Linked DNA regions of Homo sapiens: region 2 is linked to region 1. Evidence: chromatin loops called from intact Hi-C (ENCODE). Cell type or tissue: OCI-LY7. All regions are shown on one strand. Links, peaks and the distances in the headings refer to the core of each region. The heading gives the core; the rest is flanking DNA.

What was found. Peaks named below come from ENCODE experiments on the same cell type or tissue, not always from the same donor. Only the 100,000 strongest peaks of a DNase experiment are listed, where the experiment ranks them.
Region 2: a loop joins it to region 1, with 5 times the contacts of the local background. A loop is called at or near these places in 9 of 110 quality-filtered maps.

What each region holds. Positions count from the first base shown.
Region 1 is chr10:113,954,706-113,971,210 of GRCh38, reverse strand. It overlaps LOC124902507 (a long non-coding RNA gene), which reads left to right and starts at 10,569. Exons shown (of 2, transcript XR_007062296.1): 1 at 10,569-11,745; 2 at 13,529-13,849. RefSeq lists enhancers at 221-280, 10,281-10,570, 12,047-12,547. In OCI-LY7, for the core only: no CTCF peak of the experiment used is centred there; DNase peaks (open chromatin) are centred at 5,970, 9,500, 10,210, 10,470 and 2 weaker places; H3K4me3 peaks cover 4,623 bases; H3K27ac peaks cover 5,202 bases.
Region 2 is chr10:114,017,473-114,033,977 of GRCh38, reverse strand. LOC105378492 (a long non-coding RNA gene) reads right to left here. Exons shown (of 3, transcript XR_946332.1): 2 at 15,707-15,926; 3 at 11,283-11,473. LOC105378493 (a long non-coding RNA gene) reads right to left here and starts at 6,625. Exons shown (of 3, transcript XR_946333.3): 1 at 6,367-6,625; 2 at 6,145-6,275; 3 at 2,601-3,151. RefSeq lists a silencer at 7,172-7,221 and enhancers at 7,492-7,601, 6,653-7,852, 8,873-9,212. In OCI-LY7, for the core only: no CTCF peak of the experiment used is centred there; DNase peaks (open chromatin) are centred at 8,487 and 9,137; H3K4me3 peaks cover 1,423 bases; H3K27ac peaks cover 2,313 bases.

The DNA.
Region 1 (16,505 bases), core at 4,660-12,659:
GGTGCCTCCAAGGATGGAACTTGTAGGCTTTAATAGAGTTTTCTAGAAATGCACAATTACCTTTGGTGGCTATGGGTTAACTTGTGGTCCAGGGTACTGTGAGTGGTCACATTTGAAAGAGTGACAGAAACAATATAGAAAGAGCCAGGCCATTGCCTCTGCACAGATCTTGTAACAAGACAAAAGGCCTTCAGCATTTACTCTGCTGCAGATCAGGGTGTAGAATCTTCTGAATGAGGTGTCATAGAGTCTGATAGCCCAGACATCAGGGCCTAGCCCCAACTTGAAAGTCAGTCTGGGCCAGCTTCTAGCTCAGCTAAACTAGGAGCAGAATGGAACTTCAGAAGATGTCTGAGTCAGCTTTCTTATTTTATATTGGGGAAAGTGAGGCCTGGTGAAGGGAGGTGTTTTCCCCAAGGCTTTGTGGTTGCTGTGTTAGTCCATCCTCCAACAAACAGACTCCAAGGTAGGAGTCAACTTACACAAATTTTATTAGAAAAAACACCTTGAGTGTGGGAAAATGAGGAAGTAACAGGAAAAGACCACAATATTAATCTGGTCCCTTTAAGCTTAGGAGGAGAGTAGCAAAGGCTCTCAAAGTTGTTAGCCCAGGATGCTTGACTATCCTTTGATAATTTATCTTAAACCTGACCATACCTTTGCAACAGTCTCTTCATTAAACTTTCTTCCATTACCTCATTTGAGCATGACGTTTGTTTTTCACCAGGACTTTGATAGATACAAATACTTTGATCATCAGTCAATACTAGAGAGTTTATTAATTAGCATAGGGATTTTTAGAAATGCTTTTTATTTATATTGGTGAAATGAGTGGTGTTTAAGATATTAGAATTAGTTGGCTAGAAAGAATGTACAGGCACCTCTGCCCTTGCGTAAATATAAGAATGTAGGAAGTTTGACAGCTTATTCCTTCTGGGTTACCATTTGGGCCTAATATCCACTTAATTGTTTAGCCTAGGAATCTTGACTGTGTCTAGACGGTTGAAACTTGCCAGTAGAATATTCTTGCATTTGCCTCAAGAGAACCTTTTATGCCAGGTACTCATGGAGCCCAAAGGCAGATTGCTGGGACCTTGTGGAATTTCTAGGTAGGTTGGTTGTTGTGGGAAGTCAGGGACCCCAAATGGAGGGACCAGCTGAAGCCATGGCAGAAGAATGTGGATTGTGAAGATTTCATGGACATTTATTAGTTCCCCAAATTAATACTTTTGGAATTCCTTATGCCTGTCTTTACTGCAATCTCTAAACATAAATTGTAAAGATTTCATGGACACTTATCACTTCCCCAATCAATACCCTTGTGATTTCCTATGCCTGTCTTTAATCTCTCAATCGTGTCAGCTGAGGAGGATGTGTATCGCCTCAGGACCCTGTAATAATTGCATTAACTGCACAAATTGTACAGCATGTGTGTTTGAGCAATATGAAATATGGACACCTTGAAAAAAGAACAGGATAACAGCAATTGTTCAGGGAATAAGAGAGATAACCTTAAATTCTGACCACCAGTGAGCCAGGTGGAACAGAGCCATATTTCTCTTCTTTCAAAAGCAAATGGGAGAAATATCGCTGAATTCTTTTTCTCAGCATGGAACATCCCTGGGAAAGAGAATATACGCCTGGAGGTATACGCTTATAAACAGCTCCCCCAGGTGCGCCTGCCTCTTATGGTTGAGGCTGCAGGGGTCAAATAGACCCCAGTCTCCCGTAGCGCTCCCAGGCTTACTAGGAAGAGGAAATTCCCACCTAATAAATTTTGGTCAGACCAGTTGATCTCAAAAACCCTGTCTCCTGATTAAGATGTTATCAATGACAATGGTGCCCGAAACTTCATTAGCAATTTTAATTTCACCTTGGTCCTGTGGTCCTGTGATCTCACCCTGCCTCCACTTGCTTTGTGGTATTCCATTACCTTGTAAAGTACTTGATGTCTGTGACCCACACCTATTCGCACACTCCCTCCCCTTTTGAAACTCCCTAATAAAAACTTGCTGGTTTTTGCAACTTGTGGGGCATCACGGAACCTACCGACATGTGATGTCTCCCCCAGACACCCGCCTTTAAAATTTCTCTCTTTTGTACTCTGTCCCTTTATTTCTCAAGCTGGCCGATGCTTAGGAAAAATAGAAAAGAACCTACGTGAATATCGGGGCAGGTTCACCGATAGTTGGTGACTGTTTTATTTCTTTGTTGTGTCTTGGGCCTGCTGGGTTATAATAGTTAGTCTGTGTGTCAGAACTTGGCTGGGACTTTTGGATTCTGGGGTGAGAGACCTTTAGCGCTCCCCTACCTCAAACTATTAGAAGCTACCAGTACCCGAAAAAACAACTTAATGACTGTGAACATTTAAGCTGGCTTAGATCAGACCACAACATAGAGCAGCACTCTCTCCTCTCTTATCAGGCCTTTCCAAATCCTGCACATCCACAAAGATCGACATGGGAGAAGGAAGAAAGAGCTTTGCCATGTCTTATGAAACACTGGTGTGGGTGCCTCGCCTGGTAGCTGATGGCTCTTCTCACAGCAACTCCGTTTTCAGCGACAGGCTCTTATTTACTGTTGGGGCCACAAGTAGTGTCATGCCTTGTTAACTATATTTATAAATGCAAATCCCATTGCAAGAAACCTCCAGAGAAAGATCAGATGCCTAATATCCTCCAATCCCAAGAGAGGAAAAAGGCCCAGGGCGGCTGAGACACTTGTCCAAGGCCACTCTGTATTTGGTGGATAGAGGCATAACTGGAGCCTGAGTTGTCCACCATGGCTGGTGTGCTGCGTGCAGCTGAGCTGGCTTCTCGGAGAAGCCTTGTATGGTAAGTGAAAGGGCAGGACCTTGTGTAGGCACATTCATCAGTTACCAAGCATTCACCACATAGTTACCATGCACCCAGGATGGGGCTGCGTGGGACAGGTGAAGAAGAGAAAACGGTCCCTTTCCTGGAGAGTATACCGTCAGCTCGGGGAGCTACAATTCACACAACACAGTTAACAGCAACATCCTAGCTCACTGGAGTGGGAGTAGCTCTAAGAACACAGGAGCACAAAGGAAGGTAATTCAGATGGTGGTTAAAAGGTCTGCTCAAGGCCGGGCGCAGTAGCTCATGCCTGTAATCCCAGCACTTAGGGAGGCCAAGGCGGGCGGATTACCCTGAGGTCAGGAGCTCGAGACCAGCCTGGCTAACATGGTGAAACACCATCTCTACTAAAAAATACAAAAATTAGCCAGGTGTGGTGGCACATGTCTGCAATCCCAGCTACTCAGGAGAATCATTTGAACCCAGGAGGCAGAGGTTGCAGTGAACTGAAATCATGCCATTGCACTCCAGCCTGGGCTATAGAGCAAGATTCTGTCTCGAAAAAAAAAAAAAAAAAAAAAAAAGTTCTGTTCCGACTCAAACTCAGATAGGCCTAGCTCGAATCCTAGCTCTCCTGCGGCAAGTCACTTACTCCTCTTAAACCTCCCTTTGCCCATCTTTGAAATGGGAATAACAACAGTACCTCTGTCATAGGATGGTGAGAATGAAGTAAGATCTTGCCTGCCAAAGTGCTTAGCAGAGAGCTGGCCAACATGATAAGTGCCCTGTTATCTAAGCTAACATCAATTACTTAATTTGTTTACTAATCAAAACGGAGAGGAGTGCCATACGCATACACCTCGCTTCTCACTGAATATCACCATGCATATGGTATTCCAAAGCGGTCCATGCGGGGGTAGAATAACCCTGAAGAATGCTAATTAGATGACTGGCATGATCTGCCAAGTAAACATGATCTAGAAATGGGATTAGCCAAGGGTCAACCAATTATGGTGGGATTAATTGGCTACTGATTTGTCAGGGGTGACCGGGCGCATCACACGGTATTTGGGGAGCAGTAATCACCTGCTTTCCCACACACTTGTTCAGTTTCAGCCTTTCAATCCGCCCCCGAATGCAAGCACAGTACTGAAAGTGACTGTGCTTGTTTTGAGAATTGCCTTTGCAGAGCAACTACCATGCTGCTATGCAGAAAAGGATTAAATTGTTCTTAAGATTTCTGTTTGCTAATCTCTTCACTAGCTTCACAAACACCCCAAGGTCATGTTTAGTACTAGATCCATCTACAATAATACCATTAGGGCAGAGTGTACTCCTGTCCCTGGGTTCTTCATGAGTTAATTAAAAAGGTGATCTATAGGCTTCTGCACAGAAACGGAAACAAAAAGAGAATGTCTTTCTGTAAAGCAGAATGACAAACATTTCCATCTAAGGAAAATTGAGTCAAAGTTCCAGAAGCCTGAAGAGGTAACTTTGTCTCAAAAGCCAATATGCCTTTCATCTGAAAGATGTTTTCACCTAGAGAACAAAGCCTTAATCGGGCACAGACACTGCAAGGTGCCCACTGGCTTAGAATCAATCAGAAATTCAACATATTCAACTTGGCTCATAATCTGACCATTAACACATAGAATTACAGTTGTCTTAGCACCTGCAATGTTGGCTAACCTGTGGCTTTTTCAACCAACCTATGAAGTGACACCAATTTAACCAAGGAAATAAGAATGAGATTTACCATGAAGAGAAATTCCATCATCCCTGATTTGCCTTGAAAGCTCTGTGACAGACCGTCCACTTCTAAGGAAAGTGTAGCCTAATCTAGTCATCAGCTTTGCAGTTTCTCCTGGGAACCCTATTTGCTCAGTTACCTAGAAGAAGATTAACATGAACTTTAAAAAAATCAATGTAATAATCACTTTGCACTCACAAGAATGGCAACTATTTTAAAAAAACAAACAAACAGAAAAAAGCGTTTATAAGAATGTGGAAAAATTGGAATCTTTGTGCACTGTTGATGGGATTATAAAATGAAAAACAGTATGAACATTCCTCAAAAAACTAAAAATTAGAACTGCTATATGATCCAGCAATCCCACTTTCGAGTATATATCCAAAAGAATTGAAAACAGGATCTCAAAGAGATATTTGCACACCCATGTTCACTGCAGCATTATTCACAAGAGCCAAGATATGGAAGCAACTCAAATGTCTACTGACAGATGAAAAAGAAAATCTGGTATCTGCATATAATGGACTATTATTCAGACTTAAAAAAAGGAAAGACATCCTCTCATTTGAGACAACATGGATAAACCTCGAGGACATTATGCTACGTGATATAAACCAGTCACAAAAAGACAAATACTGTATGATTCCACTTACGTGAGGTATCTAAAGTAGTCAAATTTATAGAAACAGAAAGTTGAATGGTGGTTACCCAGGGCTGTGCGGGGAGGGGAAGGAAAAAGGGAACTTGCTTAATGGATGTAGCGTTTTAGATTTGCAAGATGAAAAAGTTCTGGTGATCCATTGCACAACAATGTGAATATATGTGACACTATTGAGCTGTCCACTTGAAAATTGCTAAGCTGGTAAATTTTATGCTATGTGTATTTTCAAAAAGCTAAGATGAATGCACAGATGGAGGAATAGATAGATGGTCAGATAGGTAATGAAGCAATCATAATGAAATATTAGTGCTGGAATCTAGGCAGTGGGTATGTAGATGTTTATTGTAAAATCCTTTAAACTTTTTTTGTGTTTGAGTATTTTCACAATAAAATGTTCGCAAAGAATAAAAACTCAATGTAGTAATTAATATTTATACACACGCACCCCACATATGATAGCTATACTATATATGTAGCTAATATTTGTAATTATAACTCATTTTTATTAAAAAAAGAATTAAACCTCTCTGAAAGAGTAAAATATTATAAAAGTAAAAGGACTCTTCTTGCTCAACATTTTTTCATCAGCTAAAACATGTACATTGGCTTTTAGAAAATCATTTGGGTTAGAAGGGCTCTTCAGTGAATAGCAACTAACCTCTGCTCAGCCTTCTTTGACCCCAGTTCTGCTGCCTGAGCCAACTGCATTTCATCACTTCCGTTTATTTGTTTCTGGAGGTTATTTCTCTACCTTTCCCTGACATGCTTATACCACTGCTTCTTATTTCACCAACTTCAGGTATTGTCTTTGACTTCCTGTCCTGAGAGATGTGACTTTGGCCCCGAGACACCATCCCCCACCTCCCCACAGCTCATCAGCCACTTCACCCTCCTCCCCATTGCCTTCTCTCCTCTCCCTTCTCCCTGTTAAATGCACGACCCTGAGTTCCTCCGCCAGCTATCTCTGCAACTTCAAATGCACACCCAGACCCCTGTTTTTTGTGCCATCAATTATCCATATCAACTCTTGGTTCTCTGTTTGTAAGGTGAGGATTGTGGTATTTCCATCCTCCTCCATACTTCCTCTCCCACTTGCCTTCCCCCAACAGACTATTCACTATGCCTTTACTTTTATATTCTTTTATATTGTTACATCCATTTGAATATGCCAAAGCAAAACACCAAAAACCCTATAACAACTCCATGTTGAAAAATCTTGTTCTAACATGGTGAACAAGCACACTGCTAAGAATATTAAGCCCCTCATGAACACCCGGACAGTTGGGTATTAGCCACATTTGCCAACATTAAGCTCAAAAAACAGGTGCCTCACTGCTTTTATCCTGGGGAGGTAGATAGCCAGTCCATCAGGATCCCTAGTGGAAAAAAGAGAAGAGGCATTTCACAAACTACTATGTTATTAAAAAAAGAAAAGAAATAAAAAAGGTACCACATCTGCTTTGCATGCTTTCAGGGTCTGAAAGGCCTATACAATTGCATTAGGTTTTTAAAAATGAGATTAAAGGAATTAATGTAAGATAGAACCATAATGGATTATTGGAGGGAAGGTAGGCACATTTAGGGGATGTTCTTGGCCTTTCCGTTTGGCTGACCTATCCCAAAACTTTTCCTCTGGGTCTCTATCAGAGACATGGCAGTAACCTGGATGGACCATAGGCACGAGTCCTGTAGCCCATTCCTCCCGAAGCTGCAGCCTTTTTCATCCTGCCATGTATCTGAGTTATGCACGTGCCTTGACACCTTCACTAAATCATATATAACTTGAATCCGGGGACTCAAGGGTTTCAACCATCTTTGTTTTCTTCTCCATTACTGTCACTGTGCTAGAGCCCAAGTCTCCTGAAATGCGCCCTGGAGCCTTGCTCAAAGATGTCAACCCAACATGCTGATCAGGTAGCTATTTTGTCTGAAGCTGGTAGTTCATGACAGGCTCTGACATGTGCTGAGCTTGCTCTGTGCCCTGCTTCCCCCAGGACATTGCAAATGGCTTTCTCCTAGGACTGTGTGTCATGCTTTTGGAGTGTGACAGCCTCAAATTGCTCTGTGACATAGTTAATGAAGTAGAGAACACCTCCTATTTTCTTTTTTTTCTTTTTTCTTTTTTGACCGGGGGAGAAAGCACAAATTCAGAGCAATTTCATGCCTTACTATAGTCGTGTGATAGTTTGCTGCCATTGCTAAATTGAGCTTGCATTGACCTCTGCTAATTCCAAGTCTGGAATCCTGGCCTCTACTTGACTATGATCGGCAGATAATGGCACCAGAATGATGCCCACCTCCTAATGTCCGGAACCTGTGAATATGTTACCTCACATGGCAAAAGGGATTTTGCAAATATGATTTATTTTAAGGACTGTGAGATGGGGAGATTATCCTTGATTGTTCAGTGGGCCCAATCTAATCCTATGAATCCTTCAAAAGAGAGGAACTTTCCCAGCTGTGGAGAGAGGAAGACATGACTGTGGGTCAGATGGATGCAACATGAGAAGGACTTTACCTGCCATTGATGGCTTTGAAGATGGAGGAAGGGGCTATGAGCCAAGGAATGTGAGGGGTTTCCAAAAGCTGACAAGGGCAAGGAAACAATTTCCAATTTCTTCCCTCGAAACTCCATAGAGAAACACAGTCCTGCCCACACCTTGATTTTAGCCCAGTGGGACCTATTTCAGCCTTCTGACCTATGGAACCGTAAGATAATAAATGTGTGTTATTTTAAACCACTAAGCTTGTTGTAATTTGTTACAGTAGCAAGAGACAACTAATGTCCTGCCATAGTCTGGACTGATGTGTCCTCAAAGATATAAAAGCAACCAATTCCCCACAGCTACTAGGCACTTGAGAATTGCTTATGAATTGCATATGGGGAAATCTCTGCTACTTGGGACTCTTGCAAAATATGTCATGGTGATATATGAGTTTTTCCACAGAGATGAGGGTTTGCCTGTTTAGGACCCAAACATTTTTTATTTTAAACATTTTGTAAGATAGATATATATATATATACATATATATATATATATAGAGAGAGAGAGAGAGAGAGAGACACTGAGTCTCACTTTGTCATCCAGGCTGGAGTACAGTGATGTGAAGTAGTTCACTGCAGCCTCAAACTCCTGGGCTCAAGTGGTCCTCTCGCCTCAGCCTTACAGGTGTGCACCATCTCTCTCAGCTAATTTTTTATTTTTGTGTAGAGATGGAGATCTTGCTATGTTGCCCAGGCTGGTCTAGAACCCTGGGCCTCAAGTGATATTCCTGCCTCAGCCTCCCAAAGCACTGGGATTATAGGTGTGAACCATCGCACCCGGCCAGATGAACATTTTTAATCCATAGGAAGATTAAATTCTGTCTAAATCATATATATGTATTATAACTCCATATATCTCTCCATATTTCTCTCCATATATATTTCATCATATATACAGAGAGAGATTATGTTCTTATTATTCCTTTCTGCTTAAATGGAGTACATTAAACTTTATTTAACATTTTTGTGATATGTGGGAGAACTTATTTTGGGCACTAATTATTATCCAATACTACATCATTGCCCTTGGCGATGACTGAATTTCAGAAAACTACCACATATTGCAGATTCTCTGGAAAGTTCCCAATTTTAGATTCTGTCCTACTTTCCTTATTCTTATCAGACTACTTTTCCTGATAAAGTGCTCAGGCACCATGGTCACTTTAGTTGAAAGTCTGCTTGTCTTCACAATAAATGTCCTCAAACTACCATCTAACAGGGAATCCTAAACCATTCTGTTTGCCTCAAATACATTAAAAAGAAATAAGAATGGTTTGTAACTTCCTGTTTGTTACTTTTCAACCCTGATCAATTATTTTCTGCACAAAATTTTTAGTTAGGCAATGGACTATTAGGATACTGACATGGTAAGACTAGGTCATTTGAGGCCTTGAGAAGTCAGTTGACTTTTGCGTCAAGCAGCTGATTTGTAGCAGCAGGGCCACGATGAAAACTCAGAATCCCTTAGTTTCTGTTCTTTGACCTGGTAGACCTACCAGCCTGCTTTCAGCTTAAGTAGCAAACCCTGCATTTCTCCCAAGGAACCCTTTAAGCCAGACTGCAGACGTCAATCAAAAAAGCCAGTGTGATTACGATCTCCCTTCTCAAAATAATGCTTCCTTTCTAAACCCAGTCTCCGAAGATCAAAACCAAAGTAGGCCTCCAAACTCTAACCACAACCGTCTTCAAAAGTTATGGGGAGTCCCATCTCTTAGCAGTCTAGCTGCAGCTGCTGAAGTCGCCACCTGCTCAAATGACTGAGACAGGAAGCTCCTTTCCAGGGGGTGCCATGGCTGGAACCAGTTTTATACAAGAGGACTCCTAGCTTCTTGGTCCCCGGCTTCAGACTTATTTAATTAGCTGAGACACTCCTGTGGTTGCTAATCACTCTTAGTACAAAGAGGCGTCAACAAGCCTGTGGGTTAAAAGCAGGTCTCTTCTGAGTTTACTTAGCTTGGTCTAGAGAGAGGTGAGTGAGTGAGTGTGTGTGTGTGTGTGTGTGTGTGTGTGTGTGACTGCGTGAGCATAAGCTGTATGAGATTGTCTATGCGGGACTGTATTTGATTGTGGATGATCGTGTGTGTGCACACATGCATTGTGTGTGCATGTGGGCATGCATGTGCACATGCTTCTGCGTGTGGTTGTGTGTAGTTCTCTGAGTGTAAACTTGTGTGGGATTGTGTACGCATGTGCATACCTGCATTGTATGTGCTTGTGTGCAAGTAAGTGTGTTCATGCACACAGCTAAAGGAGAAACAGAAAGAAGGGCAGGATAGAAGCACAGAAGGAAAAGACAGGCAACAAGAAAAGGCAGAGAATAGACATGTGGAGGCCAGATACAGACAGAAGGAGTGGGTGCAAGGAGCAGGGAGCAGGGAAACAAGTGACAGGGCAAAGGTGGAGAGCAGAGGGCGGGGAAGCGAAGAGAGAGCACAGGACGTAAGAAAAGGAAGGACTCAGCGGGGTGAGGCCTTAGCCATTTCAGGCCTTAAGAAATGCCTCGTTAGGGAGGCAGGTGGACTCCGAAGCTTCCAGGAGAGTGACGTCATCCCCTTGTCATTTTTCTGTGTCGACATCACAGAGTCTGCTGTCTTTGTGTCCTGGTGGTTCTCATCACCTAGCCTGGGCTCTGGCCTCAACCCCCATGGCCCTGGGAGATGGTGCCATCCAGTCATATCTGAAACCTCTTTGTTGGGCCTGTGGTTTTATTTTTTCTAATAACGTAGCAACATCAAACAAAGGAAGTCACGCTTGTCCTTTGCCTCAACAAGGTAAATAGTCGCTGCCCCAGCTCAGGTGCCTCCCTTGCAGAACACACACAGGTGGGGAAAAGGGCTTGCAGGGGGCCTTGGGCTTATGGGGATAAAGAGGCAGGAACTGAGTCTGAGAACAATAAAAACCAGGCCTGGCACTTGGTGTGGAGCAGTGACCAGGGAGAGGACTTGACCTGGGGAAGGGACAGGGCTCCAACAGGAGCCTTCTGAAGCGTGCGGGCCAGGAGGCCAACTGCATAGGGTGGCGAGAAGGACCCAGGACCCACCCCCCGTGGCTTTCCCTTTCAGGTCTGAGTCTCTCCGTGTGCAGAAGGAGGATTGCATTGGCTCAGTGCTTTCCAAAGTGCTGAGGGATTCCAGGGGCACCCACGGAGCTCCCCTGGGGCCTGTGGACGGGGGTGGGTGAGTGAGCAGGAGTCAGGTCTCCCCTCTGCACTGACCTGAGCTGCCTCATCTTTACATTTTACTTTTATTTAAAGACTGTAAGCCAAAGCCAGTGTGAAGCCTCCTGAGCTGGCTGATCTCCACATCCCTGCCAGCACCTTATGACCCACCATTCTACACTGGTGGAGGGGGGCTTATGTTAGCGCTATTGGGACCCTGGGACAGAGTTGACAGTGAACTTTGGCAGAGGAGGAGGTACCTTTTTCGTGTGATTAGGGAACCTGGATTCTTTCCCTGGCCCCAGCACCGGATGTGTACCCCAAAGAGGCTAACTCCTTGGGACTGAAGCCCATCTGCCCACAAGATGCAGGAGTTTGAAGGGTGCACCCCACCCTAAAGGGCACAGTCTCATCACCCTGAATTTCTGGGTTGGGCAAACCACTAGTTGACACAGTATTCAGCCATAAAGAAACAGAGAAGCTACTTCCTTGAAATCAGTGCTACCTTGATAAGTATAAATCCTGCAAGAAACCAAGGAGAAACCCATATGAGATATTAACTTGTTGGGTAGAAGGTCAGGTTCACGTTTCACAGGATGACAATGGCTGTGCTGTGACCCAGCAGGCTCTGTTGTATGTGCCAAGGCCTCCCAGCTGGTCTGGGCCAGTTCTGTCCTTCCACGCCTCACTGGGAGCCACCCATTTTGTCAATAAGCAGCTGGTATCCCTCTGCTTCTTAGTCATATGTCATTTATAGACTCCTGATCTGCCCCCAGTGTCACGGCCGTTGTAGGTTCTGGAAGGAACAGAAAGCAGGTAACTGACAGAAAAACCATCCACCCTCGGTTGAGTTCTCTTTGAGTTTTTCTCTTGGATTTGGGAGCTGGGGGCGGAGGGTGCCTGCCTGTGTGCTGGGGGTATGGGGAAAGGCATTCACCACCAGGCTGAAAAATGACCAACTGCTCAAAAGCCAGGTGGATAAATCTGCCAATTCAGTGAAATCACATCCTGTTCCATTCGGAGGGGACAGCAAACACAGATGCACACAGCGGAGTAGTAATTACATCTCAGAAGATGCTAAATATTTCAACGCCTGTCTGGTGCCGATTCTTATTGGAGGGAATTTTCTGGTGTTGGGTTTTACAGGCAGTAAAGTTGTGTACTGAGTTATTTTTCTCTACCTCTCAAAAAGCACTGTGTCCATATTTTACCATGTGTCAGGTAATATGGAAGTTGGCTTTATGCAAATCATTAGTTACCTTAAACCACAATCTCTGTACTCACACTGGAAAGCTCTTCCCTGGAGTTGTCTCTTTGCTGGGGAAAACTCTTCATCACTGGATGGTCGTTTATTTCTGTTTCTAGGAGCAACCACTTCAGATTCCTAGCGTGTGGGTGGTTTGCACGCATGAGTCATGCAGATGTTACGTTCCCCTGAAAGAACCAGCCAGATCTTTTACCAGGCAGGGACTTTGTCCCAAGCTGCTGTGACCTGGGAGGTTAGCCCTGCTACTGCAGCCAGAGGCTAACTGTTGAGGAGGCACAAAGGCCAGCCCCCTTCTCTGAAGGACGGTGTGACTGCCCTGTGGAAATGCCCCAGCGGCCCTTGGGCCTCAGGTCACAGCTCGGCTTTACCCAAGATCCATCCTTGCTTGGCCCGTCCTTCCCTAATGCTCGTGGAGGTTTTTCCTGAAGGGCGCTCCCTGGAGAAATCACATGCCCCGGAATCCCTGTCTTAGGCTCTGCTTCTAGAACCTGAACTAAGACAGGAAGTAGGCCCCTACAGCGATGGCCCTGAAGAGCCTGGATTCCATGGTCTTTTACCTGGTGTCATAAATGGTTCCCCCAAGTCAGTCCAGTTTCTCTAGTTTCCCTGAGAACTTTGCCTGTGGCAGAGGCAGATCACAGAGGCTCCACTCCAGCACAGAGCAGGGAGACAGCAGGTCACACCACTGCCAGTTGAGTGCTCTGCCAGTTGATGGCAACTTTAGTAGGATGGATTCTTCCTAGGATGCACCTATGAGGCAAAGTGTTTTGTCCCAAGGGTCACAGGCTTACAATGATGGGCAGAGAGAAACCCATTTGCTTTGTGCAGACACCTAAAGGACTACTGTGAACGGGCTCTCCCTTACCAGGCTACTGCTGTCATCTGAAGTTCCAGTTTTAGAGATTTAGTTCTTGGTGGCACACAACTATAGTTCTAGCTACTTGGGAGACTGAGGCAGGAGGATCACTTGAGCCCAGGAGTTTGAGACCAGCCTGAGCAACATAGTGAGACCCCCTTCTCTATATTTTTGTTAAAAAGAGATTTAAATCTTTATGTTGAAACACAATCTGACTTATTACTGTGTCAGCCATTAGCAGTTTCACGTGAATTAATTTGTCCCAGAGTCCAGTGTGACAGCTGGTCCAGGCAGCATTGGATGGGGGCAGGGAGGAAAGTTAGGGCCAGAATAGAAGTTTGGGTGAGACGCTCATGCCATGGACTGGGGCAATGTGAGAGGCCACAGCCAAGGTCTGCCCTTTTCCCAGTTTTGCTGATCACAGTGGTAGTGAAAAAAAGATCCATTTTTAACGATCCTCCTTTTCTATTTCGGAGTCATACACAGTGATGGACACATAGCAGGACTTAAAAATGCTTGCTCTGCAACACGAAGACAACGACTGAATGACCCCACTTCCATGAGGTATCTAGAGTAACCAAACTCATAGAAACAGAAGCTAGAAGGCGGTTGCCGGGGTCCAGGGGGAGGAAAATGGAGAACTGTTGTTCAATGGTGATGGAAACGCTTTGGAGATGGGTTGTATAACAGTGTGACTATACTTAACACAACTGAGCCGTGCACTTAAAAATGGTTGATGGAAGCCCTGAAACTCTGTACGTCTATTACGCATCATTAAAAATATTGCTCAAAAAATAGTCGATGGCAAATTTTATGTTATGTATGTTTTACCACAGTATAACATTTTTAAACAGTGCATGCTTTTCAAAGACAATTTGGGCTTTTCATAGAGCAGATCCTCGGGAACTATTTGTTGACTTACTTGCAGAGCACATTCCTTTGGCAAACTCCCAAACCTAAGAGAAAGGCTCAAAAAGAAATAAGCAAAAAAAAGCATAAAGGCCCTGAAGCCCTTCAGAAACCTGTTTCCAAATTCTTCCAGATTCCAACTTCTCCCCTACTGAGGCTGTTCCCAAACCTGTCTCCACACGCCTCCCACTCCAAACCCAACCCTGCCCTGGCCCTGCCACATTTCCAGATTCTCTGTTGCTTCCCTCCTTTCAGATTCTACTTTTATCTTCTCAGATGTTAACTCTTTCCCCATCCAAAGCACAAAAAATTAGCCAGGCATGGTGGCATGTGCTTGTAATCCCCACTACCTGGGAAGCTGAGGTGGGAGGATTGCTTGACCCCGGAAGGTTGAGGCCGCAGTGAGCCGTGATTGTGACCATGTGACTGCACTCCAGCCTGGGTAACAGTGTGAGACACTGTCTCAAAAAAAAAAAAAATTGATTTGTCGTTATCAGTCCGTTTTCACGCTGCTGATAAAGACATACCAGACTTCGGGTAATTTATAAAGAAAAAGAGGTTTAATGGACTCACGGTGCCAAGTGCCTGGGGAGGCCTCACAATCATGGCAGAAGGCAAAAGGCACATCTTAAAGGGTGGCAGGGAAGAGAGAGAACCAAGCAAAAGGGGTTTCCCCTTATAAAACCATCAGATCTCGTGAGACTTTTTTACTACCAGGAGAACAGTATGGGGGAAACCTCCCCATGATTCAATTGTCTCCCACTGGGTCCCTCCCACAACACATGGGAATTATGGGAGCCACAGTTCAAGACGAGATTTGGGTGGGGACACAGCCAAACCATATCACTTGTAGAAAAAGTAATGCTTCAAAGCCTTCAATAGGGAATTGATAAATACATTAACTAACAAAGGAATACAACCAGCTATTAGACAAATGAGAGAGATCTCTGTGTTAGCAGGGAAAGATGATAAGGAAGACAAGGCAGGATATAGAAGAGTGATCCTCCCGCTTTGACTTCTCAAAGTGCTGGGATTGCACCATGCCTGGCCCTGTGGCAGACATCGAAAGGGCTGCTGTGAAGGAACTCTCCCTTACCAGACAACAGCTGTTATCTGAAATCCTACTTTTAGAGACTTAGTTCTCGATAGCACACACCTGTAGTCCCGTCTAAGCTGGAGACAGAGGCAGAGAATGGCTTGAACCCAGGAGTTTGAGACTGCAGTGAGCTGTGATAGTGCAACACGGGGCTGTGCTGTGAGTCCCGCCTACCCCTCCCCAGAGTGTAATCCAGGAAGATTTCCAGAGGAGCCTTGAGAGCTTTGACAATGTGTTAATGCCATTGGGAGACCCTGAAGGCTGGCCTCTGTCTCCATGGACTGGGGTCTAAGTGCTGTGAAAAAAATCTGAAGGCCGGAGAGGACTAAGTGTTTTGGAGGTGCTAGGGAGCTGCTGGACTGGGGATTCCCTGCTCCCCACATCTGCGGGAGCAGGAAGGCAGCTGTAGGGCTACTATGGTCTGAATATTTGTGTGCCTCCAAATTCATGTTGAAACTTCATCCCCAAAGCAACAGTATTGAGAGAGGTGGTGCCTTTAGGAGACGATTAGGCCATGAGGCTCCACCCCTCAAGGATGTGATTAGTGCCTTATAAAAGGGCTGAAGGGAACTAGTTAGGCCCCCCTTTTTGCCCTTCAGCCCTTCTGTCGGGGACAGAGCATTCGTCCCCTCCAAAGGACGAAGAGACAAGGTGCCATCTTGGAAGCAGAGGACAGCCCCCACCAGACATAAACCCACTAGGGCCTTGATCTTGGGCTTCCCAGCCTTCAAAATTGTAGGATATAAATTATCATTGCTGATCAATTACCCACTCTGTGGTATTGTGTTAATAACAGCAGGAATGGACTAAGAGACCATGATGTGTCTGGTCCAGGAGGCCCCAGCTGTGGGACACTGGGGGGTAACCTGGAAGTGTCTCAGGTTGACGAGGGGGCCATTGGGGATGGAGATGTATTTGCCCCATCAAGGGAACTCCCCCTCACAGGGGAGAGGGGCCAGCGGGGGATTTCTGAAAAGGCCCTGCAAGAGCATCAGCCTTAACAGTCTGCCAGAAACGGGAGCAGGGCCCAACTTGGGATGCCCCATTGCAATAGGAACTGTCTTCTGCCTCTGCTTCTCTTTCTCTGATGCCCTTTGACCCTCCACCTGGCAAGCAGTCAGGAAGAGAGTAAAGATCAGAAGAACCCATCATGCTTCCCACCCAAAAATAGTTCCACCCTGGGGAGGGAGGGAAGACATTCCTTTTACTGAATTGAGACTATGTTTGGGCCTTCAAGAGACTGCAGGAAGGCCTGAGTGATGCAGGTGCCAGCGAAGATCACCCTCACTGGATAAAACTTGAAGACACCAAGAGAGGAAAAGTCAAATTGTGTTTTGATCACAATCCAAATGTCAAGCTAGTTTATGTAGGTTTTCATGTAGATTAATTTCAGAATAATTGTCCTAACTCTGCTCCACTGTGCTCTGTGTAAATTGCTTCAGGGAAAC
Region 2 (16,505 bases), core at 3,677-11,676, 64 kb before region 1:
AGGTATCCTTAATATAAGGGATCTGACATCCTCACCCCCTGAGAACAGGGAGTAAAGGAATAGACAACAAAAGAAGTTTTTCAAGTTCACGTGGTTTAACCTTTAGGAGTGTCTTTCAGCCTCTCACTTGGGACTACTAATTTTATTTGAGAACCAGTTTTAATGTCTTGTTTGTCCGGTTTCTGTTCTTTCACAACAGATTAGGACAAGCAAGGAAATGAGGATGATGCAGAAGGCAGAGGGGGCTGTCTGGGAACTTCGTATTAGAGGAGAAAACAGGGAAACCAGTGATGCCACTTACTGCAGAAACAAAGGGTCTTCTGTCCCTCTGCAGTCACTGATAAACCTGCATCAATAGGAAAGGTTTAGATTGGGTTCAGCTGCCTTTGGTTTGAGAATGTGGAGGGTGTGTTTTAGAAATATTTTTGTTAAAAAAGAGTAGAACGAAAATTTTGGAACTGCTTATTTGTCAGAACACTTGAGTTATCTAGAAAGTGAATTTATATGGACTTTTCATTCTGCAATGGTGCTGGATCAGTGAGGTGTGAGTTCGTTTGCTAGAAGTCCATCCTCAAGTTGTAGGCAGAATTGTTTCCTTCTGAGGGCTGTGAGGGAAGGATCTGTTCCATTCCTCTCTCCTTGGCTTGTACATGGCTGTCTTTTCCCCAAGCTTGTCTGTGTGCCTGTCCAAATTTCTTCTTTGGATAAGGACATCAGTCATATTGGGTCATGGCCTATGCTAATGACCTCATTTTAACTTGATTACCTCTGTAAAGACCCAATCTCCAACTGAGGTCACATTTTGAAATACTAGGGGTTAGGACTCCAACATATCTTTTTTTTGGTGGGGGGTAGGGATGCATTTTAACCTATAACAAAGTGTTACTATCTGTAAGAAAGCTGCCTCCTTCTGCACAATCTTGAGTCATCTGTAATCTCACGCATGCCACGATTGTTACAAGACTTCCAGCACAGAGAGCAAACAGAACAACTTCTTGTCTCTCACACTAAAGGTGGCTCCCCAAATAAATGGTATCCAGGCCCTGGTGGAAACAGTCCACTTTGTTACTGGGTTTCAGTCTGTTACAAAGTCACGAATACCTCAAGCTGATTGTTGGCAGATCAAGTTCCCATATGTTCTGTGTAGATCTTAGCAACGAGGAGGGCAGGGGAAGTGTAAGGCATATTCCTACTAGGTACGTATTTAAGACAGTGGTGAATGTACTGTTCTGTTATAGCTTTCATTACAAATCAGGAAACTCAATTGTGTTTTCTTACAAATGGAGTAGAAAAATCCAGGTTTGCCTTAATAATTTGGATTTGAGGAGAAAAATAAGCCAATCCAGTTGGTTGAGTGTGTAGACCACTTTTCAGCAGGATATTTTGATATCGTGTAGTCACACTCAGAATCTGTTTCTACAGCTGCAACATGCCTGTTGTTTTGCCCAAGCTGGAATCAGTGTAAAAGACAGCAGATAACTGGGTAGGAGAGATACAGCAAACCTTTATAACCACAGAACAAAGCTGGCCTTTGAGGCAAGATAAAACCAGGTCCTCATATAGAATCCATTGAAAAACAGGATTTTTGTGACCTTGAAGTAGTGATTTTGATTGGAATAGTGCTTCAGATCCTAAAATACTGGCTATCAGAGGTTTGACTAAGAAATAGCTCTGCTCGGAATATTGATTTTGATTGATTATGGAATGTGAAGGTTGTGGACATCCAAATTTTATACTAAATTGTATACTAATTATACATTTGTCTATTGTCCTAATTGTCCTAAATTGTATACTAATTATCCTTTATGATACTGATGACGGAGCTAACAATATTTTATGGACATCCGAATTTTATGTGTCCTAGATTGTATACTAATTATCGTTTATGATACTGAGAACAGAGCTAATAATATTTTAACTTGTGCATGGGCTGTAGACCAAATGTACCTGTTTTGTGCCAGTAAACAAAACCCAAAGATCTTTACCTGGTTAAGTTTCAAGAACTCACACTGATGCCTTATCTTGCCACTTAATATTAATATGGCTCAAGACTTCCCTGGGTACCTCTGCTGTAGGAGCTGAATTTGGAATCAGAAGTCCAGGCTTAACACATAGGAAAAATCCAAGAATCACTGTAACATAGTATGTCATTCTCTGTGATGCCAACACCTCCTTACAGATATATCTGCTATCTTCGTGTTATATAAACAGCATAGATTTAGATGTGCTGTATGTGAGTCTCTATTTTAAAAATGCCATATCTAAGTTTTTTTAATGGCTAGGCTAGTTCAGTTGAACAATCTTATGTAAGATGGCACTTAAAAGCTGAAATCTGTGGGTCTGAGTATTATTTAGTCATCTGTTTGTGCAACTGTATTTTTAACTTAATGTATGATGAGCAAATAGTTTTTCTGAACTCCCAAGCTGTGTTTCCATACTTCAGTTTGCTTTATTTTTCTCTCAATTTTCTTTAGAATACATTACAGAGAATTTGCTCTGGAAACTTCATAATGATTTGATGAAGGTAGGTAGCATTCACCAGAAAGCAACAAACCAAATGACCAAAATTAAAAACTTGAATGGACTCATAGGACAATATGTATTCTTTCCTACACCATTTAATGGAGACATAGATCAATGTCACATTCTCTTTTACAACCAATGACTAAGCACCAGACCCTGTGTGAAGGGCGTTGTTCACAACATCTCATGTAATTCTTGTAATAGTCTTGTCAGATATTATTTTTACTTTCTAAAGGAGGAAATTGAGGCTTACAGAAGTTGAGCGATTTATCCAATGTGTCACAACCTAGCAAACGGCGGAGCACGACTCCCAGCCCAGGTCTGTGTGATTCCAAAGTCAGAGCTTGTCATCAAAAAGAAGACCTCATTTTATTTTCTCCTTATTTGAAACAGCTTACTTATTTGAAACTAAGATCCAAATTCAACTGATATTAAAAATCTTCAGTGAATCCTGTCCCACGGCACCACATGAATTTTTGTCTATGCCTATCTTTTGCAAAAACTTCATTTATAAGGATGTTGTCCATGAACACTTACAGGCTGGCTCTTCAAGAGTTACCAGATTCTGTCTCTTTGGCATCTCCTCATTTCTACTGTTGCCATGTCAAGGAGTCTGCTTCTCAGCTTCCTGCAAAATCACCAATTATGTCCTTTTAGTACCTTCAAGATTTTTTGTTCCAAATTTTTGTGACCAAGAGGTTTTGTTTGTTTGTTTGTTTTTTTTTTTTTTTTTTTTTTTTTTTTTTTTTTTTGAGACGGGGTCTCCCTCTGGTGCTCAGGCTGGAGTGCAGTGGTGCGACCTTGGCTCATTGCAGCCTCAACCACAATTATCCCATCTTAGCCTCCTGAGTAGCTGGAACTACAGTCACACAGCACCATGCTTAACTAATTTTTGTATTATTATTATTATTATTTTGTAGAGACAGGGTGTTGCTATGTCACGCAGGCTGGTCTCAAACTCCTGGCCTCAAGTGATCCTCCAGCCTCAGCCTCCTGAGTTGCTAGGGTTACAGGAGTGACCCACTGTGCCCAGCTCAGAAAATGATCGTTCACTGGACGACACACCTCCAGGAACAGCATAGCTGGGAGCTGTGCTCATTCCCCTTGGGCTCTTTCTCACCCCTCTGCTGCCCAGGAAGCAAACCCAGCTTCTCACCTTCACAGGTTTTAAAGCGTGAGTCAGGTACGAAACTCTCTGTCCCCTCAACATCATAAGACACAGGCCAGGCTCGCCAAAGATTCTTTTCAAGCCCCCTGCTTGGTGTGGGGGTGGCTGGGAGGAGCCATGGCACCCCTGCAACTCTACCCTGCAGGAACTCCAGGATTAATACCCAAGCCTCTTTTAAGACTCTAAGGATGAGGCTATAGGGTCCTTGGGCAGGGTTGTTTTTTTTTTTTTGGGTCACCCTCTGCGGTGTCTGCATGGAAGGTCTAGCACCTCTCTTTAGAATGTGTGGGCACCTAACACTCCTTTTCTTAGCTTTGGGGTCTCAGCTCAGACTGCAACGTCAGAAAGTCTTATTTTAACATCCTGTTCCATATAGGTTTGGTAGTTGAGCACACAGTTGTAATTAGAATTGCGGTGGAGGAAGAGGTGGGAGGGGAAGGATGCTGAAGAGTGTGTAGAGAAGAAAGACAGTCAAAGACAGGGGACACCAGCCTTAAAAGGTACAAAGGAGAAGAGCAACCCACACGCCCAAAAGAAAAAAAATTCCAAAATGTGGAGGTGAGATACTGGGAGGTGAGAGAAGACCTAGGAGAGAGTGCTCTTGTGGAAACAAAGAGAAGAGTTTCAAGAAGCAGATGCCAGGGGACAGAGAACCAACTCTCTGATATTTGAAGTGTTCCTAGAAATTAAAAATAAATAGATGAATAGCTCAACAGAAAATGGGCAAAGTCCATGAACAGATAGTTCACAGCCAAAGGAAGATAAATGGCCCTTCAACATTTGAAAAGATGCTCAGCGTCACTCTCAATAAAGGAACTGCAAGAGAAAACAACACTGAGATCCATTTCTCACTTTTGAGATTGGCAAGCATTTTGAGGATACTGTATTGGCAAGATTGTTGGGAGCTGAGCCTGTTCATGCATTGCTGGTCAAGAGTGTGAAATGGTCCCCTCCTGTGTAGGTGAACATGACTGTATCTACCTGAACCACACAAAATTCACTCTGACAAAGATAGTCACTCTACTCTCCTTGAAACTGTTTCTCACTTGAGTTCTGGGGCAGCAACTTTCCTGGTTTTCCTCCTATTTGATGAGTTCCTTCTTTTGAACCTTCTTTATTGGCTGGCCTCTAAACCTTGGAGTGCACAAATCCTCAATCTGGGATCCTTTTCTTCATCCACCTCATCCAATCCCATTGCTTATTTTTTTAATGCAGTAAATTACAAATAACATAAAACTCACCATTTTAAAGTGAATAAGCACATCCATAGAGATAGTAGATTAGTCATTGCAAGGGGCTGGGGGAAGGAAGGAATGAGGAATGAATGCTCAGTGGGTGAGGGGTTTCCTTTGGGGGTGATGAGAATGTTCTGGAAAGTGGTGATGGTTGCATGACCCTGTGGATGTCCTAAACACCACTGATTGTATACTTAATGATGGTTTTAATGGTAAATTTGATGTTATCCATTGATATTTTACCAATAGCAAGTCTGTCTGTGGATTTTCTTATTCTGGATGTTTCGTGTAAATGAAATAATTCATTTAGCGTAATGTTTACAAGGTTCATCCAGATTGTAGCATGTATCAGTAATCAGTACACCATTCCTTTTCATGGTTGAATAGTAGTGCATTACACACACACACACACACACGCACATTTTGTGTATCCATTCATCAGTTGATGGACATTTGCGTTCCTTCCACCATTTGACTATTGTGGGAAGGTTCTTTCTTGGTGTGAGGCCTGGGTCTACCCAGGTGAGGTAGGCCTGGGACTCCATCCTGGAGCCTCCCAGGTAGCACTGAAGCACTCAGACATAGGCTGGGGCTTCCCCTGGTGAGCAGGCTGGCTTTCAAACCAGACAGTCCAGAACAGTTGGGATGGGCCAGTTGCATAAAATCTCCTCGAAAAGTACAAAAAGAGCAGCTCAAATCACCTAAAGGGATCCTGACCTGACTCAGGTGGTGTCTTATCAGTGGCAGGCCATGCTGGGTACCTGAAGGCCAATGAAAGTGCCTTCCACCAATGAGCACTGCTGAGCCACCTACTCCACGTGGATGTCTCTGGGTTGTAAAGTAGTCTTTTATCCACAAAGCAAGTCAGATCCTTTTTCTGGATCTGGATTTTTTAAATCCATGACATCACCATTCTATTGCGTCAAAGGCACACTTTCTGCAGCTATACCTTTGCAATCCTTGGTTTGCCCCCCTCAATTCCCACTTTGTTTGAGGGGCACGGGGTTTTGGAGTGCCCACTCCTCCCATCTGCTAGCTGCATGACCTTGGGCAAGTTACTGCACACCTTAAATCCTCCACCTCTGCATCTGAAGGTTGATCAGACCCCTTGCAACCTCACAGGGTTGTTATGAGCATGAAATGAGCCATGCCCAGAACACTCAGCCATCCATGGCTGCCCACTGCCCTCCTGATTAGATCTGGCATTCAGACCCCCACCTCATGTTTCTCCGTAGCTCCACGGGGTCCGCCACAGGTTCTGTCACCCCTAGCAGGCCAGGTCCTGCATTTTTGCTCAACTTTTCCACTGCTTACGAGAAATCTTCTTTTCCTCAGGCTTTTCTTTTTTCCTGCATATATTTTTTAAAAACAAGAAACATGTATTAATTTTAAAATCGGGGGAAATAAAACCTCATCATTCATGTTGTTTTGAACACCCACCCTCACTTCAAAAGCCATGTCTCCGTAAACTCTTTCTCCGTCACTTCATCACCTGGAGTTGCTCACGCCTTTGAATGATCACTGGATTTTTAAAACCTCTTCCAGAGCTTGCAGCAAGCATTAGGCTTTCAGGTACTCAAAAGCAAATATATTTGGGGATTGACTACAAATGCACAACCAAATTGTTATAGAAATCAGAACTCTAAGTTCTCCAAGGGCAGAGCCTGATTTTTTACTCATTTGAGCATTTCCACTTTGATGTCTGATAACTGTCAGGCTAGACTGCCATACCCTTAGTTTAAATAAATATTTGCTTAATGGAATTGTTATCCAATGGATGTAAGAACAAGCAAGACTTACACGCCTTGTCTCTTATGAATAGAATAAAAATAACCCATGTAATTCATTAGATTAACTGATAAAAGGTTTTGTTCTTTTGCCTAGAGAGAGGCCTATAAAGGGATCATCTAGCAGGTTTTGTTTGCCAGATCCAGAGGTTTAATACTATTTGAGTGGTTGAATAACAGCAGCAATTCTAACGATATATCAGTTCATATCTATCTTTTGACTTTTCACTCATGAAAAATATTTGAAGTGCTTTTACAAGGGGCAGATCCTGCAAGAGGATGTGGTGCCGCCCCGAATTCCCGGCCTGGAAGAACAGTACAGTAATTGTGAAAGAATGTGCATCCCAGCGTGGGCTCTTCTCCATGAAGATTATAACCATTCACACTGCTGTGGGGGATTTCCCTTTACCTGCCTCTTACCTTATTTTATGGGAACAGTTTAATTACAAGGAAATGAACTCCATCTTTCAAATTTTCAGTTCCTCTGGGAGGTTCACACAGGAGAGCTAAGCACTGTTGTTTTACTCTTATTGACAAGAACGGAAGGCTGAATGAGACACAGTACCCACTATTTACTTGATCATGTGCTTACGTTTTCTGTTTTTCTAGATGTGAGTCAACAATTCTTGTTGCATGCTTACTGACTGTGATCACCATAGAACTGCCTTCTCTAAGCACCTTTCTGTTGTGCTGAAGTCTGTACAAATTAGGTTAGTCCCTGTCCAAAAGGAACTTGTCATTTAAAGCAGTATGAGGGCCAGTGTTTCTCAACTGGGGGCATTTTTGTCTCCCTGGCAGACATTTGGCCATGTCTGGGGACATTTTTAGGTGTTGAAACTGGAGAGGGGGCTGCTACTGGCATCTAGTTAGTAGAGGCCAGGGATACTGCCCCACATCCTATGATGCATAGGATGCCCCACAAAGAATTATCTGGCCCCAAATGTCAATAGTGCTGAGGTTGAGAAACCCTGATATAGACATATGGACTTAAATACACAAATATTTTTTAAAAATAAGTGATGGATTAAAAAATGTTTATGTGCGGCTGGGCATGGTGGCTCAGGCCTGTAATACCAGCACTTTGGGAGGCAGAGGCGGGTGGATCACGAGGTCGGGAGTTTGAGACCAGCCTGGCCAACGTGGTGAAACCCCGTCTGTACTAAAAAATACAGAAAGAAATTTAGCTCGGCGTGGTTGCATGTACCTGTAATCCCAGCTAGTCAGGAGGCTGCGGCAGGAGAATTGCTTGAACCTGGGAGGCAGAGGTTGTAGCGAGCTGAGATCACGCCACTGCACTGCAGCCTGGGTGACAGAGCAAGACTCCGTCTCGGAAAAAAAAAAAAAAAAGGAATGTACGTGTGCTTCACAGAATGTCTTAGTCAAGAAATCAGAGGAACAGAGGACAGTTGGATGGCCCCAGGTGGCAGAGTTGATCATCTTTTTTCCAGTATTTGAGCAGATTTTGTGAGAGGGATAAAGACAGTAAAGGAGATCACTTGGGATCCAAAAGATCTTCAGGAGAACCTCTGGTAAATCAACATCATTCTGATTTTTAACATCAGAGTCTACATTGGATAAAAATGCCAATCATTCAGGAAAAGATCACTACGAGCAAGGATTTTAAATTGGAAGACGTGGACTTTATTCTGTGATTACGAAATTGCTCAAAAAGGCCAGAAACAACTTAAAGTTCAGAATCATATTAATTCGAAGACCAAAAAAGAGGAAGCATTCAGCCAGCTCAAAGAAATTATTGCATCATTTCCTTGTGTGCGGTTTAGGTTAAAAATAACCTCTAATCCTTGTCAAGAGTAAACTGTCTTGTCAAAGAGAATTAGGAAATTACCTCAGGGCGGGGGTTACAGGGTGGGGTAGAGAAGGAGCAGTTCATCAGGAAGAAATTACTTGCTGCATTTTGAGATGAACATTTCTGAATGACTGAAGAAAATGTGGGGCTAAGGGAATAGGGACTCCGATGGGAGACAGGAGGAACGTGCATGGGGCATGTGTGTGTGTTGTGGGGGTAGGTGAAGAGGGAGGCACTGGAGTGTCCCTGCCATGGAGGTGGCTGCCCTGGGTGGCTTGAACTGCTGGGCCATGGGGTGTTCTTCTCTTCTCCGTCTTGGGCAGCCTGCTTTGGCCTTGGGTGCTCACAGAGATAGAGTGTAAACCACAAGCTCTGTGCCTATTGGGCCATGAAGCGAAATTCGATAAAGGCTGACCTTCGGCTGAGCCCCAAAGCCATCTCAGCACCTCGACATCACCACAACATCACCACAACACCCCGGAGACAAGAACAGACATGTTCTTTAGAGGGTCATGGCTGCACTAGCTGTAAAGAAGTGGAGAGGGAGAATATATGCCAAAAAAAGGCAGCTTCTTGACCTTCAGATTCCTGCTGCCAGCTTCCTGTTTGCCACTGGGTTGCAAACTCCATAAAGCAAAAACCAAGCACAGGGGCTGTACGAGTGCCCTGTGTTCTCATTGTAGATGCTCCAATATTGGCAAATGTGACTTTCAAGTGTGGTGATGTCCTATCCCTCCAGCCTTGTGCAGTATTGTTTCGTGGTTTCCTTGTAATTTGGGACAAAGCATGTTGCTCTGGAAGCAATCAACAAGACTCATGCCAGAGTTCGTGTGAATATGCATGTTGTGGAAATCGGCACTGAAAAATTAAGGATTTTTTTTTTTTGAGGAGCTACATTGTACTGAAGTTGAAGAAAATATACACATTTGGTCTTTCTTTCTTTCTTTCTTTCTTTCTTTCTTTCTTTCTTTCTTTCTCTTTCTTTCTTCCTTCCTTCCTTTTTCTCTCTTTCTTTTTTTTTTTTTTTTTTGTGAAATGGAGTCTCGCACTGTCACCCAGGCTGGAGTGCAGTGGCGTGCGATCTCTGCTCACTGCAAGCTCTGCCTCCCAGGTTCACACCATTCTCCTGCCTCAGCCTCCCAAGTAGCTGGGACTACAGCTACTCTTTCTTTCTTTCTTTCTTTCTTTCTTTCTTTCTTTCTTTCTTTCTTTCTTTCTTTCTCTTTCTTTCTTTCTCTTTCTTTCTTTCTTTCTTTCCTTTCTTTCCTTCCTTCCTTCTTTCTTTCTTTCTTTTCTTTCTCTTTCTTTCTTTCTTCTTTCTTTCTCTCCTTCTTTCCTTCCTTCCTTCTCTTTCTATCTCTCTCTCTCTTTCTTTCTCAAAACCACAATCACTCCGAGCATGGCTTTTAGTTCATGAACAGTACCACAATGTCCTGTGTAATAAGCAAAATAAATAAGCAAGAGAAACATGTTTTTCTGAAAACAATATAACCCATGTGGTGAAATAGAAGGAACAGAGGCTGGATCTGGGTATAAGTCCTAACTTGCCACTTGCTAGTTATATGTCTTCTGATATTTGGTTATTTCATCAGCAGAATGGAAAAGACATTTCTTCCTTCCTAGGACTATAATGTGGAATGAATGAGCCAATGTATGTAGGATTCTTGCAAGGTGCCTGGCATTTGATACTTAATAAATAGTATTTATTATCATAAAAATTTGTGTTATAAGTGCTATATCTCTAAGAGACATCTTTCCATCAGTGATTGCATATCACATTATATAATATGCCACAAAACCATACAGCTACCAGTAGTCAGCTCGATAAAAGCCAACATTTATCATCCACATTGTCACCAAAAAATTTATGTGAGGCGCTCACCATGTAGAATTACAACTTGCTCACTTGTTTGCGAGTTCTGTAAGCAGTGGGAAATTAAAAGTATGTGTGTGTACGTCAGTGTAAATCTGTTAGAAAAATGCACCATAAAGAATGACATCATTTGGTTTGAAGGCTAAGAAGATTTGGTCAGCAGACGCATGCGGTAGCTCAAGGGAGATACTGGGACTCTAGCCAATAACTTCTGACCTACAGACAAGAGAAGAAACTCTGGGAACTGAAAGGTCTCTTATCACATTTTAATTCAAAAAATAAAATCTTGCACTCCAGAGCCAGAATCTATAAATGGAATAAGATATCAGGAAGAGTGGTGTTCAGTGACAAATAGTGCATTTGGCAAAGAGCATTCCACATGTGGCATCAGAGAAGCAAGGAACTCTTTCCACAAGTATTTCTCCAAGCTTACCATCGAAACAGATGGACGGCAGGAATTTAATGCTGTGCATTGATAGGACAATCTCAATGCCAGGGAACTTTGACACACAGGAGCTTAAAAATGGGGAGATCTATTGACTGATTGGTCCATCCATCCATCCATCCATCCACCCACCCATCCATTCATTTCTATTCATCCATTCAACCAACATTAATTGAATGCACACTCTTTGCCAGGCCTTGGCTGAGAGGCCAAAGCTACAAAGAAGAAAAGGCTCAATTCTATTTCTCAAGGATCTTACAAAGAACTGGATAGGCAGGCACAGTCAAAAAAAGATGCTCAAAATTTGGTGAGTTACACATGGGCTGGATATACAGCAGACTTTAAGTAAATACTATGTGAAAACAATAACAATAAAACACAGATCTGTGGCAAGAGATGCCATTTCCAGCTCTCTCTTGATGATTTTATTTGAGGGTAAAGGACTTTTAGCAGTTTGGGGGGAAAAAGCTGCACGAAGTAGGTGACTCTTGTCTCTTTTTCCAGCCCACGTTCATCATCTCCGGAGAAAACAACTCCTGTGGCTTGAAGCCTTTAATGGAGCCAGTTCTCCCCCACAGGCTGTCTTCACTTCCAGGGAGGGAGGGTTATTTACTGCATGCTTCATCATTGACGATCTGCATGGAGAGAACACAGGAATCACATTCACTTTGAGCCGCTGAGTGGCCTGGACGGGAGCCATCTGTGTGCACTCTTCCTTTATCTCGTGTGTGTGTCGGGGGTAGCCAGGAGTGCATTTTAGAAAGAAATACTTGGAAAAGTTAATGAAACAGCACAAAATGTAATTCCCAGTTCAATATCGAGTTGCCATTTGTTGTTCATTTTAGTTTGTATTTTGTGCGTTTTGCCAAGGACTCACATAAGCTTTGCTTTTTTTGAATTAGGATTATAAATCACGTGGAAACTCTGGTGACATTTAAAAAAAATTGAACGCAGCACCTGTCTGTTTTAAACATTAGCAATGCTGAAATTGGTTTTCATATAACTGTGAGCTATAATAACTTTCACCTACTTGGAATTGGTTTGTAATTTTGACATGAACTGATGAGAGCCAAAATATTGTTAAGCTTCCCCCTGCCTTCCAGACCCAGTTTGGATTTGAGGGATTCTGGAGATTTGTGATTTGAAAGTAATCATTGTAAAACACATCATCATTAATCAAATTACTGAGACCACAGTGTACAGGGTGTTCCATTCCCAGCTTTCGGGAATCATCCCATCAATTCTAATCTGGCCATTGTCACTAGGGTAGACAAAGAATCAATCAAATCAACAAGTATTTATCCAGAGCTTAGTACGCACTTAGCACAGTTCCAGGGTACTATTTGGAAGGAGGGTAGGAGAGGGTAGAAGATGTGTAAGACACATTCCTTCATTATCTGAACAAGCAAGGAGGAAAATGGCAATTGTTTCTTCAAAATGCTGCCTGCCTTGATCATTAGCTTTGAATAGCTGTATGATTTCAAGTTGCAAGGTTAGAAATGTAACTGCTTTGTACTTTCAAAGTGAAATGAGTTATTTGGTGAGAAAAATCCCTCACATTTATTGTACTGGTCTGGTGTTTTCTTTTGACAATTGCTGCTGATTTTGGCAGCATAGGAAAGACCCTACATCCTGTCTGCTGAGGAGCACAACAGTATAGAAAGGGCTTCAAAGGAATTATTTCCCCCCTGGCATCCCCATTGCTGAGTGAGTGGGCAAATGACCAGCAAGGCCCTGCTTGCCAGTTGGTATTGTGCCTCCTCATAAGGAAGCTGACCAGCAGGCAGATAGACAGACATTGATGTTCTGCCCGCGTTCCTGGAAAAGGGGGAAGCGGCCAGGTTACATAATGGTCTGACTTTTTAGAGAAGTCCAGTTTTCCAAAAAATAAATCCACAACTGTGAAGTAGAAGGGAAACTTTCTCCTGTACTGCCAGAAGGCATTTCAAAGCATCTGTAATTATTTTTAACAGTTTCATTGAGGTATAATCTACATAGCAGAAAATTCATGCACTGTAAGTGCACAGTTAAATAAGTTTCAGAAAATGTGTCCATTTGTACAACCATACAACCATCACTACAATTCAGTTTTAGAAAACTTCCAATACCTCAAAACATTCCCTCCTTTGGAGTATTCATCCGTTCTCATGCTGCTGATAAAGACACACCCGAGACTGGGTAATTTATAAAGAAAAAGAGATTTAATGGACTCACAGTTCCACATGGCTGGGGAGGCCTCACAATCGTGGCGGGAGGCAAAAGACACCTTACATGGCAGCAGGCAAGAAACAGAATGAGAATCAAGCAAAAGGGAAAACCCTTTACAAAACCATTAGATCTCCTGAGACTTATTCACTACCACAAGAACAGTATGGGGGAAACTTCCACCATGATTCAATTATCTCCCACTGGATCCCTCCTACAACACATGGGAATTATGGAAGTTACAATTCAAGATGAGATTTGAGTGGGGACACAGCCAAACCACATCACTTGGCTTGTTTGCAGTCAATCCCCACTCTCACTCGCCGGCCCAAGCAACCATTGATCCGCCTTTTGTTTATAAAGCTCTTATGAATGGGATCATACAATATGCTGTCTTTTGTGTTTGGCTTCTTTCACTTAGGATAATGTTTTCAAAGTTCATCCATGTTGTTTCATGTATCAATACTTCATCGCTTTTTATCACTGAGTAGTTCCATTGCATGGATGGACCACTTTGTTAATCCATTTCTCAGTGGATGGATGTTTAGCTTGTTTCCTTTTTTTACCAACACGTCCACTGTCACTGATAATTTTAAGTAAGACATGACACTAACATTAAAATGGAAAATTATCTACTTCCAATCTTGTTATGCATGTCACTACACTAGTTCTGAAAGACTGTTATATTAGTTTCATGCAATATAAACTACATTGGGAAGTAGGAAATTATCAAGTGGATATTTTGTCCAATCAAAACTTCAGTTATGCAAGATGAACAGGACCTTAGAGCCTTGAAATGAGCAAGCTTTCCCCAAAAGTAAAAGAAATTTTCCCAAAGACAGTCTTACTTTTTTCTACCTTACCATATCTGCTTTCTCACTCTTGAAATACTTCATGTACTTTATCCATTTGTGCATTCATTAATTCATTCATTCCTGTTTATTCCATAAATATTTAGTGGACATTTTCTCTGTGTTAAGGCAGGGTGCTAGGTGCTATAGTACATATAAAAAGAAATCAGACATGATCATAACTGGTTCTGTACAGATACCCAAGTCAGTTTTTTAAGTATTTTTGACTGAGACTCACAGTAAAAAGTACATATTACCTGTACATATGTAACTGAGATAAAAGTTTCATAAAATGATACTTCACATTACTGTGTGTGATTCAATATTATTTTCTATCTCATTTTAAAAAATAGTTGATTGCAACCCACTGAACTGATTTTACCACCCACAAATAGGTTGCATCCTGCAATTTCAAAAAGTTTCACTAAAATAGTAATATTTCGGGATAAGGAACAGAGGACAATGCTTACTATCTAGGAGGAACAGAGAACAAGAGGATTGTATGGGAGTTGATGGCGGGGGATATAAAGGTTCAGGGGAGGGCCTACTTAGTGATATAGGTGACCCAACCGCTCTGGAGCCCTGGTTAGTCTGTTTGCATCAGGACTTGGAGCACTATCATCTCAATGAAAAATTCTGTGTGTTGGCAGGTGCGGTGGCTGATGCTGTAATCCCAGCACCTTGGGAGGCCTAGGCAGGCAGATGGCTTGAGCCCAGGAGTCTGAGACGAGCCTGGGCAACATAGCAAAACTCTTTCTCTACTAAATATGGGTGACAGAGTGAGACCCTGTCTCAAAAAAGAGAAAAATCCTGTGTGTTGAAGAATCTAGGCCTCTGTGGCTCAGCAGAGGTGGGTGGCTGGAGAGGGGGCAGTCACCTAAATGGTTCTTGAGAAGAATTTTCTCTCCTTGTTTTAGCTAACAGAAAAAGCCCAACTTCATAAAGCAAATGTGCACTCATTTATTCTAAGTTTACTGTCCTTGGTTTTGATTATTAATCTCTTCAAGTAGCTGAAACTCATAAGAACTGAACAATCTTATGATGCTCCCCAGAAGACAGAAAACTTCTACTGTACGTCTCTCTCTTTCTGAATCGATCACTATCTTAGTCTTAGTCTTGTTTTTCTTTCCTCCTCACCAGTCCTTTCAACATTTCTTCTCTCACCTGTTTTCTCTCAGCTGTCCTTCTTTTTTTTTTTTTTGGAGATGGAGTCTTGCTCTGTCTCCCAGGCTGGAGTGCAGTGGCATGATCTTGGTTCACCGCAAGCTCCATCTCCCGGGTTCACGCCATTCTCCCGCTTCAGCCTCCCGAGTAGCTGGAACTACAGGTGCCCGCCACCATGCCCGGCTAATTTTTTGTATTTTTAGTAGAGATGGGATTTCACCGTGTTAGCCAGGATGGTCTTGATTCTCCTGACCTCGTGATCTGCCCGCCTCAGCCTCCCAAAGTACTGGGATTACAGGCATGAGCCACCACGCCCAGCTCTCTCAGTTGTCTTTCTTATGAAATAACTAAAACTGGGCACTGTCACAGACAGCTCCTTCCAATAAAGGCCACTGAAATCTTTTAGCTGGATTCTCTCCTTCCCTGAGCCTTAAGGAACAAGCTCGGTGGCAGGGTCTTAGAACACAGGTAACTTTTAGATGGGCAGGGGAGGGATTTTTTTTTTTTAAACATTTATGGAGAGTTTGTGATTGACTGAGCAGTTTACATGTTTTGCCCATTTATTTCTCAAAATGATTCAATAAGGTAGACACACTTACCCCATTTTCTGACATAGGCCATAGGACTCAGAGAGGCTAGGTAACTTACCTAAGATCACAAAGCTATTAAGTGCTGGAGTTGAGATTCCAGCTTGTATCTTCTGCCTCTAAAGCATGTGAAGCTGGCGCTACTGATTCAGCAAACATTCACTGAGAATCTATGAGGTGGAGGAGTTGAAGACACAAAAATGATGGTGACATCATCCCTGTCCTGAGGAGCTCATGGGGTCACGGAGTGTGATCCGGAAACAGAGAGGAAGTCCTGGCACCTGTGGAAAGTTGGTTTGGTTGAGCAGCGAGGGATAAATTGAGGGGGTAGAAGTCTATTCTGTAGGAAGTGGAGGGCCCCTAGGGGTTTATGAGCAGGACAGTCACTTGTTGGTAGCTGCATCCTGCAGCTGGCAGCAGGGGAGAGGTGAGGAGCATCTGGCTCGGGAAGGCAGAGGTGGGAAGGGAGAGAGGCATAAGGAGAATGTGAAAGGGAGTGAGACAAGATTTGGCAGCTGAATCTGTCTGGGCTTCAAAGCATCACATTTATTCTTCCAGTCAGCACTTCCACTGGGTGACCCCTCCCAGGCCCATCCAAGATGACCCTTTCTGAAAAGCCCCCAAGCTGTGGTTGCTCCTGAAATCTGCTTTTGGGAGAATCCCTGTTGCTTCTTGCCCATGGCTGCTGCTGGATTTGGCTGAAGGTCTATTTCCTTGGGTATCCTGGACTCATTAGTGTGTGCGACAAGTTGAAGTGCTCTCTACCACAACACATTATTTCACATTTTCCCCAGTTGCATTTGAGCTATTTTGGAGCCTGTGATTTTCCTCGCTTTGGTCCAACTTACACGGTGCCGGCA